Linked DNA regions of Homo sapiens: region 1 is linked to region 2. The links are chromatin contacts, found by Hi-C in ENCODE. All regions are on one chromosome and are shown on one strand. The core of a region is the stretch at or near the end of the contact, and the rest is flanking DNA. Distances in the headings are between cores, read along the strand shown.

Region 1 (5,339 bases), core at 2,028-4,527, 2.1 Mb after region 2:
AGAACTGATTTCCCAGAATGTACATTTTTATTGCTTTATAGTTTTATATTTAACACATATAAACAACACTTAGAAGAAATACAAAAATTTTTTAAAATTCCTAATGTATTTTGAAAGAATCTTTGTAAAACATCATTCAAATGTTAATTAGGTTGTAAACAGTTCCTTACTATTTTAAACACTGCATAGAAAACTTCATACTGCTGTTTTTTAGGGTTTTCTAACACACAGACACACACATACCTCTGTCTGAAATTAATATAAATTCAAACTCTAAATTAAATATGCCATTCAAATCCTGAAATTAATCTAGATAATAAAAATATTAATAGCAATTGCAACCCAGAATAATCAAATAAGGGAGTTTCAAACCAGGTGTAAAAATACTTTGTCTCTTTGTTTCAAGATTAAGAATAAAAATACAACCACACCTTTTTCTTTGGGTTAACCACAAAGCAAACTACAGACAGTTTGCACAAATTCAGAGCAATGCATACGTGGCAAATTAACAGCCTTATCAAGCTTCAAACATCCTGGCTTTTTGAGGCACAGTAATACCTCCTCTCTCTTCACAGTTTATTGTTGAGGGATACGTAATTCATATTGATATGACTCAGAGCCATGAGAAACATTTAATAATTATCACTCAGAAATAAAACTCAGATGATGAGAGTCCTATATAAATTAAGTAGAACATGTGCCTAGCTGAAAGAGCAAAAATAAAATAAAATAAAATAAAATAAATCATAATAGACCCTCCATATCAGACTCTAAATTTACTAGGGCTTTGAGGTAACAGACTTCTGCTCTAAACCACTCAAGTCAAAGCAGCATCAAAAACTGACTCTTTGCTCCTAGATCTGGTAACTTCAGCAATTTTAAAAAAGAACAACAAAGCTGAAAGACTTAAACTGCCTGAGTTCAGGACCCACTATTAAACTACAATAATCAGGACAATGTGATATTTGTATAAGGGTAGATAGATCAACAAAACAAAATACAGAGTCTAGAAACACACCCATGTATACATGATAAACCAATTTTTTTACACATATTTCAAAATAATTCAGTAGGGAAAGGATATTATTTTCAACAAATGGTGCTGGAATAACTAGACAGCCACATTAAAAAAATATATAAATCCACCTTTACCTCACATCATATACAAAAATTAACTCAAAATCAGTTATAGATCTAATGAACAAGCTAAAATTATAGAACATCTAGGAAAAAAAAACAAGAAAAAATTTGTGACATTGGGCTAGGCAAATATTTTTTAGGTAGGCTATAAAAGGCATGAATCATAAGAGAAAAATAATAAACTGGATTGATCATAATTTAAAGTATTTGTGCTTCAAAAGTTCCTGTTAAGAAAATTAGAATGTAAAGCACAGACTGGGAGAAAATATATCCAAAGCATATATTTGATAAGGGACTAATATCCAGAACATATTAACTTTTATAACTCAGTAATAACAGAACAAATGACAAATATATATATATATATATATATATATATATATATATATATATATGAATAGCAAATAAGCATATGGGAAAATTTTCAATGTCATTAATCATCAGGAAAAATCAAATTAAAATCACAATGAACTACCACTATACACCCAACAGAATGGCTGAAATTAGTAAGACTGGAAATACCAAGTGGAAGGACACAGAATAATTAAAACTCATACACTGCTGGTGGGAAATGCAAAATATTATAGCCATTTTAGAAAAGATTGGCATTTCTTATTAAGTTAAACTTACACTTGCCATATGACCTAGTAATCCTATTCCTAGGTGGGAAATATATGAAAATGTATGCCCAAATAAAAACTTGCACTCACAGGTTGACAGCAGCTTTATTAATACAATAATAGCCAAAGACCAAAAATAAGTCAAATACTCATTAAATGGTGAATGGACAAAGAAATTATGTTCAATCAAATCAACTAATACTACTGAGTAATAAATAAGAATTACAATATATCTCCAATATTGTGTTCTAGCAAATCAACTAACACTACTGAGCAATAAATAGGAATTACAATATATCTCCAACAACATGGATAAATCTCAAAAGCATCATGCTAAATGAAAGAAAGTAAATCAAAAGACTATGTACTGTATGATGCCATATATATGAAATCCTAGGAAAGAGAAAGGTGTAGTGACAAAACACAAATCAAGGTTGCTAGGCGTCAGAGGTGGGGAGAAGGAATTTACTGCAAATAACTATGAGTTAAATTTTTGGGGTGATGAAAATGTTCTGTATCATGACTGTGATGGTGGTTAAACAACTGTATACAATTGTCAAAAAAGAATTGTGCACTCAATTTGAAATTTTATTGTCTGTAAATTATATCTAAAAAAGATGAATTAGCTGAACGATCTGGTTCTACTGAATTAAAATTCTATGTAGAGTATCAGAGTGTGATTACAAAATGTTTTGAGAGGATACTATAGAATTTCTTGTGTAATTTTGGTAGGGTTTTAGGATGTTCTGAAAGCAAAGGCCAAGGAACAATGACTCATAGATGATAGTCCCACAACAGTCTACACAAAAAAAGGTAAATATAAATTTATATCTCCCTTACTCCCATTAGTACCATGCCTAAAATACTTTGTTTACAGAATTACTGTTTCTGATGAATGAACCATTAAAGAGAAACACCGAGTACAGAGTTTCAGATTGGGAAGATGAAAAAATTTCTAGAGATGAATGCACAACAATATGAATGTACTTAATGCCACAAAACTGTAAACTTAAATGGTTAAAATGGTAAATTTCATATTATGTATATTTTACAACAATAAAAATTTTTTTTAAACATTGGGGGGTAGGGGAGAGGCACTCCAAAAAAATGTACATAAATCTAGAAATGCACAGGAAGTTCATTTTGAAAGAGTTCCTTTGGTTTGATTAATAAAGACTATTCTACTGTTGCTTTCACAAAATCAAGCTTAATAGTGGTTATTAGGTACGATTCTACTAAAGGAAATTGTGCTTACCAACTCTATCCAAGCTTATTTTTAATGTTTAGGGCTCTTACCAGAATATAGTTTTTGCTTGTAACAGTTTGAGTTGTCTAACACAGACAGGAAAAACACTGGGAGCTCCAAAAAGGTTCTACATTTGGATGGCCCAAATACATGTCATTTTGTCATCTAAATTAATCTGCAAACTAAACTGAACACAAATACTCAAAACATGCTAACAGAAGCCCTAAAGTGACTGTGGCCTGGGGTTAAATAAGGTCACACAAGAACTGCTAAGATAAACATCAAATTCATGTCATTTGGTAAACGAGAAAGCCATCTGTGCAATTCACTGTGGGTAAACTGCAGACTGACTGGGGCTAGACATTTGTCAAACATAGTCGTTATTAATAGTCATGCCAATAAGTGTTAAAAACCCAAAAATCCCTAGATTTAAGTCCAGAGATGGCAGAGTTGTAGTAATCTACCTAAAGCTGGCAGGACATTTCTATTAAGAAATAGCATTAATAGAACCTTCTATTACATTAATAGAAAGTAAGTTCAAAGGGCACATGCCAAGAACAGGAAAGAATGTATGCGCTTTAAGCAAGTTCTATGTACTATCTGGAGAACAAGTTCTGAGTTACAGGCTAAGTGGATTTTAGGAGGGCAATTTCAATTTAGGCAGGAAATAAATAATAATGATAGTAGTAGTCGTTATCAGTAGCAGCAGTAAATTCTTACATCATGCTTCCTATTTGCCAGATATTAGTTCTAAGCACTTTCATTATATTAACTTGCTTAATCCTTCTAACAACATTGTGAGGCTGGCAAACCATTGTCTTCATTTTGCAGAGATGAAGAAACAGGCTCAGGAAGACTAGGTAACTTTCCCATTGTAACCCAGATGAGAGGTGGCAGAGCCATCTCAGGGTGTCCTGCTCCAAGTCCAGAGTTCTTGCTCTTAATAATACTATATTGCTTGTCTTTGGAAAACACCACTGCTTTCCTGGGAAGCAAGAAGGTTAAAGGAATTGTTCTACTGTAGACCAGACTGGAGAGTAGTATTAGAAAGAACTAGTGAGAAATGAGGAAAAACTTTCAACATTTATTAAAAGCCTGCCATGTACCAGGCATTTTATATTTTAGGATAGTAGGCAACTGACTACAAAAAAGTAAATGACTTACAGGCCCTGAAATTCACCTTAAACTTGTATTTTTAATTAAGTTTATTATTTCTTTGCATTTAAACACAAAGATATATCACAATGATCAAATGCAAAAAAAAAAAAACATTATTTTACTTCATCTTCACAAGAATTCAATTCAGTTCTTTCAAAAAAATTTGCTAAGCATTTATGTACCAGGCACAAGACATATAAAAAAGGTGAATGTATTAAAAATTAAAGAAATTGGTTCCTGTTCTTTAAAAAAAAATCTATAGTCTACAATAACTCTTTGCAATTATTCTCATTTTACATAGAAAGACACTGCTCAGATGGGTTAAATAACCTGTTTAGGGTCCAACCTGTAAATAGCTGAGACAGGATTTGAACTCAAGCCCTTCTAACTCCAAAACCTATACACTTTTACCCTACAGAAAGCTAAAAGTGTTTCTGAGTGTAGGGACCGGAAAAAAATTTCCAACTGACTTCAAATAACAAATACAAGGCAACTGTATTCTCGTTAATATTTTAGAACTGTGTCATGTTAGTTGAGAACTTGAAAAGAGGAAGTGTAAATTCTAGACTAAATCTTGGGTTACAGACCTCACACAGATTGAATATAGAAGAAGTACACAGCAAGAGTCACTCACATTGTAAAATAGTTGAACATTTTAAAATACATATTACAGTGGACACGTATGGTCCCACTGGAAATATATAAGACAATGTTACTTTCAAGAGTTCCCAGTCTTTGAAGCTGAAATCCTTCTCTCTTAAATCTTATTAAGTAGTTAATTGTAGCAGAAAGTTACTCAGTTAGGTCCCAATAGGCACAGGCCAGAAAGTCCTCTGAAAGCTGCCCTCAGTACCTGCACTGTCACAAACCTACTAAGTGTATTCTATAGTTAGAAAAAATGTATTGATATAACTTTCTGCCATTGATATAACTGTTCTACCTAAAAAGAACAAGATATTAAAGATACCATGCTTTATAAAGAGATGATCCTATTCATTGTGAGAAACTGAACTTATCCAGCTATATGCTATTTTATTTAACTTTGGAACTGCATTCATCAGTACGCATTTATGAGATGGCTAAGGTCTGAGGGTATAGGATGGAACCACTTGGCCATCTCAAAATCATTAGCCTAGATTTGTTAAATTATGCTTTGCCCAAACTGAATTAACCAG
Region 2 (5,780 bases), core at 3,267-5,766:
CAGTCCACAAACTATTTTTTCTATTTCCTATAGCTTAACTTGATTTCTCAGAGTTTTCCTTGTGCAGACTGTTAGGCAACAAAACAAACAAATAAGAAATCAGACCTTCCCAAGGTACCTCTCCATGAGTGATACCAAGATTATGAGGCTTTATACAATGCCAAGGTACCAAATAGTGGGTGTGAGTGATCCTCTGGTGTTTGGTCTTGTGTCCACTCAGGTTTCTGCTGAGATAGCCAATCCCTGTCTACATGTTGCTTGAGTCTGATGACTCTCTGCTGCTCGGTTATTTCTCTTGGTCTGTGTGAACCTCTTGCAGTGCTGTCTATGGACCCCTTGCCCTCTCAGCCAATCCTCTCTAGCTTCTCGCTGAGTCCGCAGGGATGCCCTGGAAAACAGACCCAGGCCACTTCTGCTTTAATAATCCAGAAGCTATTTATTCCTTCATGTCCCAGCCCCAGGAGAATCTCTTTCCAGTGGAGAGATCAAACCACTCCAGAGAAGAGACCAGATGCTGACATTTGGGCTTCCCTATGGAAAAAAACAGTGAGTTGCTGTAAAAGTCCTGTTCATACACACAGAGCTCTCAGTCACACTCTTATTGCCTTGGTTTTAAATATGAGTGAACAATCAAGGATCACCAGACCTTAGAGCAAAGCCCTCAACTTGAAAGAAAGAGACTAAAGTAAACAATAAAAGGGAACCCAAGAGAAACAGAAACAATTCAGGAAACAGAATAGAAAGGAAACAAATTAAAACAAACCAAAACCCATCATTCATAGCTTCAGGGAAATAAGAGAAAATATTGCAACTATAAAACAAGAACAGAATTTTGTTTTCTAAGAAACAGAGAAAAATTATAACCTCTTGGGAATTAAAAATGTGATACCAAAAAAATCAACAGAAGTGTTCAAAAACAATGTTGAGGAAATCTTTCAGAAAGTCAGAAAAAAAGGGACATTGGAAATAATAAATTAGAAAATTAAAGGATAAAGCTGGGCACGGTGGCTCACGCCTGTAATCCCAGCACTTTGGGAGGCCGAGGTGGGTGGATCACTTGAGGTCGGGAGTTCGAGACCAGCCTGACCAACATGGAGAAACCCCATTTCTACTAAAAAATATAAAATTAGCCAGGCACAGTGGCGCATGCCTCTAATCCCAGCTACTCGGGAGGCTGAGGCAGGAGTATCTCTTGAACCTGGGAGGTGGAGGTTGCGGTGAGCCGAGATCACGCCATTGCACTCCAGCCTGGGTAACGAGTGAAACTCCATCTCAAAAAAAAAAAAAAAAAAGAAAGAAAGAAAATTAAAGGATAAAGCCAAGACGTTTCATTTATAACTAATACGAATGCCAGAAAAAACAGTGGGGAGGAAATTATCAAAGAAATCCTATAAGCAAACCATCCCCAAAGTGTCAGTCTCCACACTGACCGGGCTACCACGCGCTCAGCTCATATTGAATACAAAAACCCAGACATCATTATAAATTCAGAACCCTAGGATACAAAGGTGGTCCTAAGAACCTAGAGACCGGGGGATTGAGGGGGATTGGGGAACAGACCACAAACAATACACAGGAATTGAAATAACATCAGTCTTCTCAATAATAACATTGAACACTTCCAAGGTTCTAAGTGAAAATAATAATAATTATATTTTAAATAATATAATAAATTTTTTTTGAGATGGAGTCTTGATCTGTCACCCAAGCTGGAGTGCAGTGGCACGATCTCAGCTCACTGCAACCCTTGCCTCTCAGGTTCAAGTGGTTCTCCTGCCTCAGCCTCCTGAGTAGCTGGGATTACAGGTGAATGCCACCACGCCTGGTGAAAATTATTTTCAACCTGGAATTCTATGTCACCCACCTCAAGAGTGAGCAGAGAATGAAGATTTTCAGTCAGAAAAGTCTCAAAAACATTATCTCCCATGTACCCTCAGAAAGCTACACTAGAAAATATGTAAGTCCATAAAACAGGAAAGGATGGAGTGGAAGACAGAACTCGAGAGATAAGAGGAAAGTAGAAGGAGTTCTCAGGAAGTAGGCAAAGGAAGGAAGGGTAGGACAACAGTGGGCCATGAGAGCAGCCAACCCTGAATAAGACATCAAAGAGCTCCAGGAAAGATGTCTCAGAGGCAAAAAAAAAAAAAAAAAAAAAAAAAAAAAATCTGATAGACTTGACAATGTGGAAATGTTATTGAGCCATGTTTCACAGAGCTGTGGGAGCACATGGGAGGGCTTAGTCAGGTGCTGATAGAAAACTAAACAAATAAAAATTAGAGGCAATTACTAACTCCAGGAAAAAAGAAAAACAATATGCAAGAATGTACAGGTAAATAAGATATATTACTTGGCTTAATAGCAAACAATATTTATACAATCACAATAACAAAAGCTTTGTTAACCAGAAATTGGGGGACTAGGGAGCTAGCAGAAAAGAGGAAAATGTACATGATTTTAATATCTTCATTACCATAATAGGAAGTCTATAACTAATGTCTGAAATTAATGACTCAAGAGACAGCCACATACTCTGTGAGTTAGAAATATAGGGGAAGTACCAGATGAATACCTTAACATTGAAAATGGTTTTCACTGGAGAAAGGGAGGTGGAGCAGAGGGGAGATGAATAAGAGATAGTTAATTTTATTATTTTCTTCTACATATACAACTTAAAACCAGTTGCCCAGCAATACTTTTATTTAAAATAAGACTATATTAAATAAATTTTAAAAACAAACACTACTGGTCATGTATGTAAAACAGACACATAAACAAATCGGTGAAGGAAAAAGTTCCAGGTGCTACCTGTGCACAGATAAGGTATGGGCATGAAAGAGAGAGTAGCCAGTTCCATCTTGGAAGAGCCAAGTACCTCCTGACTCCTACTTTCCCTTCTTATCCAGAAACACCGCTGCCTGTGTGCATCTACAGATTTGGCTCTCTTGAGAAAACCTGAGGATTAAGCTAGAAACTCACCAAACACAGATGGAGAGGTGGTGAAGTCTACTGGCCAGGAACTAAGAGCAGAGTGCCAGACCACCTGGGTTTGAATCCTGGCTATGACACTGACTAACTGTGATTTTGGACAAGTTACATACCCTCCTCGCCCTCCTCACATGTTCCTACCTCATAGGGTTATTTCAAGGATTATGTGTTAATGTGTCAAGGGCCCAGAACAATTCTTGGTACATGTAAACATCATGTTCTCTCAGCAGACATGAGATGAACCTGCTGAGTGCAGGCACTGGATAAGCACTGGAGGGCACAAACAACCCTAAGCATGCCCCTGTCCTCCAGGAGATTAAGGAGGGGTGGGGAGTGGTGCAAAAGATACAACTGTAAATAGCATATTATCAGCAATATCGCCTAGGTGGCTAGATGTAGAATGAGGGGGACCAGTTTCCTAGAGAGGTGGCTGTTAAAATTTGCTCCATGAGAGGGTCTGGGAGACACCTTTTGGATTTTGGCCCCAGTACCCCTCTGTAGAAAGTTTCCCTTCCCTTCTTGTGTCCATGTGGTTGCAGCAGAAATGCTGTGCTCTGATAATGTGATCTTGCCTCCTTGACCAGATTGAGCACATTCAAATTAACCTGGGCCAATCCGTCTCTTACCTGGGAATTTTGGACCCCAGGATGAAGGATAGATTGGTTTCCCTCTCAGTGTCTTTTTTTTTTTTTTTTTTTTTTTTTTTTTTTTTTTTTGAGACAGAGTCTGGCTCTTGTCCCCCAGGCTGGAGTGCAATGGTGCGATCTCGGCTCACTGCAACCTCCACCTCCTGGGTTCAAGCGATTCTCCTGCCTCAGCCTCCCAAGTAGCTGGGACTACAGGCGTCCGCCACCATGCCCGGCTAATTTTTTTGTATTTTTAGTAGAGACGGGGTTTCATCATGTTGACCAGGCTGGTCTCGAACTCCTGACCTCGTGATCCGCCCGCCTCGGCCTCCCAAAGTGCTGGGATTACAGGCGTGAGCCACCACACCTGGCCATATCTTTGTGTTAAGACTGATGATGTAAATGTGGGAACTATTGACCATTTTTTGCCATGTGAACTGGTAAACAGAGAACAGTCAGCAAGAAAAGAGAAAGGTAGTACGCAGAGAGAAACTGAAAAGAGGAGGAAAGTCAGGGCTTCTGCATTCCTTAGGGTTCTGCTCACTGTTTCTGCTCACAGATTCCATGGGGTGTTCCAGTATTCTCACCAAAACTCCCTTTTATTCATGCTGGTTTGAGTTGAATTTCTGTTGCAAACCAAAATTTCTCTAATAATAGAAGGGGACTCCCCCACTTCTCCTTCCTGTATAGGCAGCAGAAAAAGAAATCTGACTATATTCCCTGGTCTGGCAAGATGTTCGATAAGTCTAAACCTGGAAAAAAACCCCAAAGAGTCCCTAGGGTTGCATCAAAATATAACCTGGCTCTGGGCCCAGGACAGAGCAGCTCTGGCTTCCTAGCGAAGGGTTAGGACTGTGGGAAGGAATGAAAGGAAGGACCGGAAAGGCTGAGGTCCTGGACTGGAGGGGGAGGTGAGAGCATCTGCAGCTGAGGCGCATTCAAGCTTGAAGTGCAGGGGATGTGGTGGGAGGTCAGGAGAGTGGTATGGGGAGAGGACCAGTAGCCATGGCAACAGGAGGGTCTTCCTTTGCCACTGAGGCAAAGGTGAACTCGGGGGGAGGTAGCCAAGCAAGGTATAGGGAGAGGCCAAGTAAGTGGTGGTCTTTGCCATCCATTGATTGTGTCCTTTCCTGCCCATTGTATGCTGGGCAGCAACATTTTAGGCATGGGAATGAAAGACTCGATTTTTCAGGGACGCGGCTATAGAGGTGAGTCATGGAACTATGGGGTATTCCCATTGTGCTCCCTTAGGTACAGGTGGCTGAGGAGTCCTCGGTCAGCAGGTGAAAGCATCATTCAAAGCTACAATTGAGGCAAATACCAGTGATTACAGCTGATTGAGGAACCTAAGAAGACTTCATGGAGGAAGTGGACCTTGAAGGATGGATAGGATTTAAACATTTAAAGGCCAAGCTTTACAGGATACTGTAGCTAGATATTATTCCTTTTTGTAGCTCTACCTCTCACAGCTCTAACACAGCAGATGCTCAAAAATGTTTGCTTAACTGAATTGGATTCCAGGTATAGGAAACAGTATAAGTAAAGTCAAGGGATGAGAAAGGGAGTGGGGTGTTATGTGTTGAGGCCTCAAGGAGAAATCCTGTTTGTTGGTTATAGCAGGCACAAAAGGAATCAGTCAACAGAAGATATGCTGAAAAAGAAAGCTGAGGCCAGAGCTGAAACTTGGAGATGGCTGATGAGTCCTCCAGCTCCCTGAGGACAGGGAGAGGCCAGGACATTTATCCTGGCCTGCCTAGTGATGGGCTCAGGGCCTATTGCAGGATAGGTGCACAAAAACTATTTAAATGAATGAAAGAATATAAAAAGTCACCCATTAGCAAAAAGTTCACCACTGTGTTCCTTCAAATCCAATGTCCTGTAGTCCATTTAATTTAGGACTCGGTGCACATAAATTAGTTTGCACAAAATTTTTAGAATGAAAACCATGGATGTAATAACTGCTTTAGAACATGAATCTGGGTCTGAATCCCACTTAACCTTTCAGGGCAACACTTCTTTTTGATTCCTATGTTTTCATGAGAAGGGGTTGCCCTAAAGTTATAATTGTGACTTCTCTCCCCAACTTTCCCCCTAAATCTAGTAAGCCCTACCCATAGAAGTAGCAACTCATTGCTTGGTGAGTTTAGAAAAAGGAACCAGACATACTCA

Evidence for each region. Hi-C counts contacts between places; a loop is a spot of excess contacts on that map. Pooled maps may share reads with other maps.
Region 1: a loop to region 2 is called in a map with no recorded cell type, with 6 times the contacts of the local background. The contact joins two enhancer-like sites. A Hi-C loop is called at or near these places in 2 of 168 maps with a recorded cell type or tissue (B cell and CD4-positive, alpha-beta T cell), 1 of 37 single-sample maps with no recorded cell type and 9 of 50 pooled maps.

The regions. Positions count from the first base shown.
Region 1 is chr1:184,742,759-184,748,097 of GRCh38, forward strand. All of the region lies in intron 2 of EDEM3 (ER degradation enhancing alpha-mannosidase like protein 3), which reads right to left. Among named protein-coding and RNA genes, the nearest start is that of EDEM3, 9.4 kb to the right of the region's middle. Within about 2 kb of position 3,278, at least 5 of the 41 ENCODE cell types and tissues checked have a DNase peak (open chromatin) inside an H3K27ac peak, as active enhancers do.
Region 2 is chr1:182,618,852-182,624,631 of GRCh38, forward strand. No RefSeq gene overlaps it. Among named protein-coding and RNA genes, the nearest start is that of LINC01686, 6.6 kb to the left of the region's middle. RefSeq lists an enhancer at 3,967-4,026. Within about 2 kb of position 4,517, at least 4 of the 41 ENCODE cell types and tissues checked have a DNase peak (open chromatin) inside an H3K27ac peak, as active enhancers do.